2 separate regions of the Homo sapiens genome follow, and region 1 is linked to region 2. Evidence: chromatin loops called from intact Hi-C (ENCODE). Cell type or tissue: heart right ventricle. All regions are shown on one strand. Each heading gives the region's core, and the rest is flanking DNA. Links, peaks and the distances in the headings are about the cores only. Region 1 overlaps GNB2 (G protein subunit beta 2). Region 2 holds the start of PCOLCE-AS1 (PCOLCE antisense RNA 1).

The links. Hi-C counts contacts between places; a loop is a spot of excess contacts. Peaks named below come from ENCODE experiments on the same cell type or tissue, not always from the same donor. Only the 100,000 strongest peaks of a DNase experiment are listed, where the experiment ranks them.
Region 1: a loop joins it to region 2, with 3.0 times the contacts of the local background. A loop is called at or near these places in 71 of 110 quality-filtered maps.

What each region holds. Positions count from the first base shown.
Region 1 is chr7:100,678,672-100,681,558 of GRCh38, forward strand. It overlaps GNB2 (G protein subunit beta 2), which reads left to right. Exons shown (of 10, transcript NM_005273.4): 10 at 24-498. The coding sequence ends at 130. It overlaps GIGYF1 (GRB10 interacting GYF protein 1), which reads right to left. Exons shown (of 27, transcript NM_001375765.1): 27 at 836-2,887. Among named protein-coding and RNA genes, the nearest start is that of GNB2, 6.4 kb to the left of the region's middle. RefSeq lists an enhancer at 557-686. In heart right ventricle, for the core only: no CTCF peak of the experiment used is centred there; DNase peaks (open chromatin) are centred at 141, 1,672 and 2,188; H3K27ac peaks cover 1,645 bases.
Region 2 is chr7:100,603,627-100,606,513 of GRCh38, forward strand. It overlaps PCOLCE (procollagen C-endopeptidase enhancer), which reads left to right. Exons shown (of 9, transcript NM_002593.4): 3 at 333-591; 4 at 1,465-1,589; 5 at 2,050-2,186; 6 at 2,790-2,887. PCOLCE-AS1 (PCOLCE antisense RNA 1) reads right to left here and starts at 412. Exons shown (of 9, transcript NR_038910.1): 1 at 212-412. RefSeq lists enhancers at 1-638, 2,074-2,143, 2,154-2,243 and silencers at 646-1,025, 1,206-1,355. In heart right ventricle, for the core only: CTCF peaks have their summits at 1,142 and 1,344; DNase peaks (open chromatin) are centred at 545, 1,215, 2,040 and 2,151; H3K4me3 peaks cover 2,489 bases; H3K27ac peaks cover 2,368 bases.

The sequences.
Region 1 (2,887 bases), core at 109-2,608, 75 kb after region 2:
TCTGACTTCTCTCTTCTTCACAGGAGTCCTCGCTGGCCACGACAACCGCGTGAGCTGCCTCGGGGTCACCGACGATGGCATGGCTGTGGCCACGGGCTCCTGGGACTCCTTCCTCAAGATCTGGAACTAATGGCCCCACCCCCACTGGGCCCAGGCCAGGAGGGGCCCTGCCCATGCCCACACTACAGGCCAGGGCTGCGGGGCTGGCGCAATCCCAGCCCCCTTCCCCGGGCCACGGGGCCTTGGGTCCCTGCCCTCCCACCCAGGTTTGGTTCCTCCCGGGGCCCCCACTGTGGAGATAAGAAGGGGATGGAATGGGGGAAGAGGAGGAGCAGGAGGCCCTCATCCTTCTGCTGCCCTGGGGTTGGGGCCTCACCCCTCTGGAGGGCCGGAGGCAGGAGGTGGAAACCCCAGGGGCTGGCTTTTTTAAAACTGGTTTTATTTTAATTTTTATTATATTTTCAGTTTTTCCATAAAGGAGCCAATTCCAACTCTGTACCTGGTCTCTGCCCTTGCTGTGTTCTCCTTGTTTCTGGACTTTGTTGCCTGAGGGCTGCTGAGGGGGTGGATGGTGGGGAAGGTATGGGGCCTGCCAGGCAGCTGGGGCTGGGGGTGGGGTCCCCACTCTCCCTCAGAGCAAAGCTGAAGCCCCAGCCCAGAGCCTTCCGTCCAGAGGTTCTCGGATAAGCAGCCCTCACCATGGTTTCCCCCGTCAGGCTGCTGACCAGAGCCAGCCTGACCAGGCGGGCACTGCTCAGAGCTCCTAGTTCCCAGCTCTGTGCAGAGCCACTCATCCCCATGGCTCTCCCCAGATAACGAGCAGTGGAGGCGGAACGGGAGAACACACACCAAGTTTTATTGGGAGAAGGGAGTATTTACAGGAGCAGGTAAAAGAGAGGGAAGTCACACAGGGTGGAGAGGGGGCGGGGAGACTGTGGGTACAAGGCAGACAGGGAACACGGTGACCCCTGCACCCACCCCAACCCCAGGAAGGGCAGGGGAGCAGCGAGGGCCCAGGAAGACCGGGGCCGGGGAAGGACAGCAACAGGGTCTGAGTCCCTGGGCAGGGGGGCTCAGGGGCTTGTAAACATTGACCACTCTCAGAAGGGGATGGGGGTGGGAGAGGGCTCCCCCTATACTTCCTCACAGGGTTAAGGCCTCTCCAGGCTCATGGGCCCCCTAAGTCCAAAGTCTCTTTAGCTGGGGAGAAGAGACAGGAAGAGTGTCCCCCTTCCCCTGCATTGGCTGCGGCAGGGGTGGGGGGGTTACATTCAGTCACAACAGGAGTCTCCCCCACACCTGGCAAGAGGGAAGGGGAGCTGGGGGCCAGCAGCAGCAAACACTCCCCCCGGCCCGTCACCCCTTATTGCTTTAGAGAGAATATTGTCTTTTCAGGGACGCTAACACTGTGGGAACCAGGGAGAGGCAGGTGGGGGCCCCCCACCCCGAGGCCAGCTTGATCCCCCAACACTGACCTAGTTGCCACTTTGGTGCAAAAAAAAAAAAAAAAAAAAAAAAATCCAACAACAGAAAACCAAACACCATCTTTCTGGGACTAGATGGGGAAAGAAACGGGCCACTCCCCATGTCCCCAGGGCAGGAGGGAGAAATACATTCATGGAGGGAGGCAGTGGCGAAGCCTTGCCCTAATACTGCACTCTGAGCAATGAGGTCAATGGGAGGAGCTGGATGAGAAACCCAAAAGACAAAACTGTTACAAAACCCAAAATGGGCGGAGACGAACCCAAGTAGGGGACCGGGAATAAGAAGTGGGTGAGCAATAGAAGGGGCAGCCTCCTCTGACCCAGGAGCCGCACACTTCTCTTCACCCCAACCTTACCCAACGGTAAAAAGCGCATCATATCAGACCCGGAAGGCCACCTGCTCCTCTCCCATTTGGTCAGCGGAAGGGTCAGGTGCAGAGCTGGGTGGTCCACATCTTACGAGCTGGCTACAGGTTGGGGCCCCGGGCGGCAGCCCCTCTACTGCAACCCTAAGCCCAAAGCCACCCACTCCTTGCCTTTGAGGCCCCTCCTCCTGCCCCCTTCACTGGAGAAACAGCTCAGCCTTCTCTCTGCAGCCTCTGGAGCAATCATCCACCCCCGCCGCTCACAGGGGTGAGGCAGCTCAGGCAGGGGTGAGGCGGGGGCTTGTGGCCCAAAGAATACATTCACGTGGCAAGGCAGAGAGCTGGGGCTTTCAGGTTCAAACCCAGGGTGTCCCCCAAAATGGCAGCAGTGGGAGACGCCCCTCACCAGAACCAGAGTCCTGCTGCCCCACCCTGCCAGCCAGAGAGGTTGGCACGGCTTGGCCCCTCCCGTCTACTCGGCCAGCACAAGATGGCAGCCAGAGAGCTGGGGCCACTCGTCCAATTTGTGCAACTGTCCCCCAAAGCAGCGAAGCCAAGGGGCTACTTTGGCCCCACCCCGGACACCTCAGCCAGCCTCAGTGACAGGAGCTGCTCACAACAGGTCTGGCGGGTGGGGCTCAGACAGGCCTCCTGTGCAAACTGCTGGCCCCCAGCTTCCAGTTACCCCATGGCCCGCCTTCTGGGGGGTAAGTATGGCCTTGGGGGCCAGGCAGGACAGGTCCACGGGGCCTGTGTCCCCACTGCCCCAAAATAACAGTGTGTTTTTTCTTTCAGCCTCCTAACCATTTTTTTTTTCATTTTTCATCTTTTTTTCTTAAAAAAAAAAAAAAAACCAAAAAACAAAAACCTCTGTGGACCTTCCATTGTCACACCCACTATCCTCACAGCAGGAAGGGGTGTTTAGAGTCTAGTTTTTAACAATATTTTTGCCTCTCCTAATGTTTTCTTCAGTCGTTTAAAATTAAAAAAAAAAATAAAAAGAAAAACCCCCTCCCCCAGTCTGTAAAGTGCCTCGTG
Region 2 (2,887 bases), core at 106-2,605:
GCACCACCTTCTCAACCTGGGGCAGCTCCAAGTGTCTTCCCTCTGTCACTGAAGGCATCATTCCCACCGTAACACGCATCATCTTAACCCTTCCCTCAAATCTTCATTCTCCAGTCCCCGGCCCTCCCTCCTCTTCCAAAGCCTCAGCTCTTGTCCCCTGCACAGGCTACCAGCAGAGCTGCAGAGACCAGGCCCTCTGCTCTGCACTCACATGGAGGCCCCTTCCCATTCAGTCCGTTTCTGCAAGAAACGCTTGGGGCAGGGGAGCTGCCCTCTGGCTGGGTTGTGTGGGGCCTGACTCTGTGGGTCCCCGCCTCTGTCCCCGCTATCAGGTCCCCGAGGGCCAGACTGTGTCCCTCTCATTCCGAGTCTTCGACCTGGAGCTGCACCCCGCCTGCCGCTACGATGCTCTGGAGGTCTTCGCTGGGTCTGGGACTTCCGGCCAGCGGCTCGGACGCTTTTGTGGGACCTTCCGGCCTGCGCCCCTAGTCGCCCCCGGCAACCAGGTGACCCTGAGGATGACGACGGATGAGGGCACAGGAGGACGAGGCTTCCTGCTCTGGTACAGCGGGCGGGCCACCTCGGGCACTGGTGAGAACTCCCTCACCTCCGCCTTCCCCCCCTCCAGGCCCCGCCCCGGCCGCAGCCCCGCCCCCAGCCCTAACCTCCGCCCCGCCCACCCCGCGCCCCAGTGCCTAGGGCCCCCTACCTCCCTGACCCATTTTCCTCACTAACCGCCCCTTCAGTCCCTCCTCCCCGTCTTCTCTCCCCTCCTCCCGCACCCACCCATCCCTCTTCCAGGGCCCCCCCCAGGCGCGAGGCGGAAATGGGTCACCGACCCGCGGGTGGAATGGGCGGCCTGGGGTTACTGGGACGGTGAGTAACTGCCGGCCCCCGTCCGCAATCGGGCTCCCTCCGTCGGGCGCGAGGGGGCACCCCAGGGCTGGGGGGACTAGGTTCCTCCAACCCCGGGGGGCCCCTACACCCAGCCCTGGGCTCCCGATTGCGGTCCCATCACCCCCTCCTGGCGGCAGAAGTCTCCCTTGCAATGTTTCAGGCGGGGACCTCCCTAAAGGGGTCCTCGGGGGCTGTGCCCCAAGTCGAGGACACCCTCTCCAGCCTGAAAGGGGACTCTGCTGCAGGGCCGGGGAGATGGGATCTCCTAGGGGAAGAGGCGCGGTGCGGCCGCGGGTCGGGGAGGGGCCAGAAGGGGGCGTCCAGCCAGTTCCTCCTCCCGCTTCCACCGCCCGCCAGTGCGCCCTGCGGCCCCAGACTTCCCCGAGCCGCGCTCCTCCCGGCCGCTCTCTGTTAACCTGCCCCCATCTTACCTCCCCTTCTTCTCGTCCCCTCATCCTGAGCCCCAGACATCCGAGCTGCCTGCCGGGGCTCCCAGCCTAGAGTTCTCCTGAAGCTGACCGAGGGTCTCCACCGCCCCCCACCCCCGCTCCTCTCTCCCCTCCCCAGAGCACCAATTTTGCGGGGGGCGGCTGGAGAAGGCCCAGGGAACCCTGACCACGCCCAACTGGCCCGAGTCCGATTACCCCCCGGGCATCAGCTGTTCCTGGCACATCATCGCGCCCCCGGACCAGGTACCGACCCTCCTCCCCGGGCTGCCCTAGGGGACCCAGGCGGCGCCCTCCAGCTTGCAGCCAGCAGAGATTTATTGAAGATCTGCTGTGTCCCGAGCACTGCGCTTGCGCTGGTGGGCACCCAAAACAGCCCCAACCCCTGCATGCACGCAAACAAAAATGTAAAAATTACAACTGAGACAAGTCTCAGGAGAGCGAGGTACAGGGTCCTGGTATAACACGCGGGCCTGTCACTTGTGAGTGCGCCAGGACTTGACCTTGCCAACCACGACGACCGACACCCCTGCAGGGTCCCATGGGTGTGTGTGGTCCTCCGTGCTGTGGTGTGAACGCCTTCAGGAGGGGGGCCCAGAGGACGCGGGAGGTGGGAGTGGGAGCTGCTGCAGGCACCCAGTAGGAGATGAGGTGCAGGCGCCCAGGGGTGTCCCGCCGCGCAGTCCCCGCCTCCGCCCGCCGCCAGGTCATCGCGCTGACCTTCGAGAAGTTTGACCTGGAGCCGGACACCTACTGCCGCTATGACTCGGTCAGCGTGTTCAACGGAGCCGTGAGCGACGACTCCCGGAGGCTGGGGAAGTTCTGCGGCGACGCAGTCCCGGGGTGAGGGGCGGGACCTGGGCGAGTCCGGGAGAGAGTCGGCGGACCGCACGCACGCGGCTGTTTGGAGGGGCGGGGTTCAGCTAAAGGGACGGGATCTGAACCCCAGGGCTCCAAACCGGCGAGGGGAGCAGGTTGGAGGCCAGGCAAAGAGGAGATTTGGCCCCGGGTCTGGGGTCCGCGGATAGAGAGGCGACTGGGGCTCTGCGAAGTTGGGACGAAGTTAAAAGGCCACCTGGCCAGGGGTAGTGGCTCATGCCTGTAATCATAGCACTTTGGGAGGCTGAAGCGGGAGGATCACCTGAGCTTAGGAATTCGAGACCAGCCTGGGCAACATGGCGCAACCTTGTCTGTACCAAAAATACAAAATAATTAGCTGGGCATGGTGGCGTGCCTGTAGTCCCAGCAACTTGCGGGGCTGAGGCAGGAGGATTACTTGAACCCAGAAGGTCAAGGCTGCAGTAAGCCTAGATGGAGCCACTGCACTCAAGCCTGGGAGACAAAGTGAGACCCTGTCTCAAACAAACAAAAAAGGTCATGGGGCTGAGAAGAGTGTGGTGCACGCCCGCCCTGACACTTCCCCCAATGCTCGGTGGCCACCTGCAGCTCCATCTCCTCCGAAGGGAATGAACTCCTCGTCCAGTTCGTCTCAGATCTCAGTGTCACCGCTGATGGCTTCTCAGCCTCCTACAAGACCCTGCCGC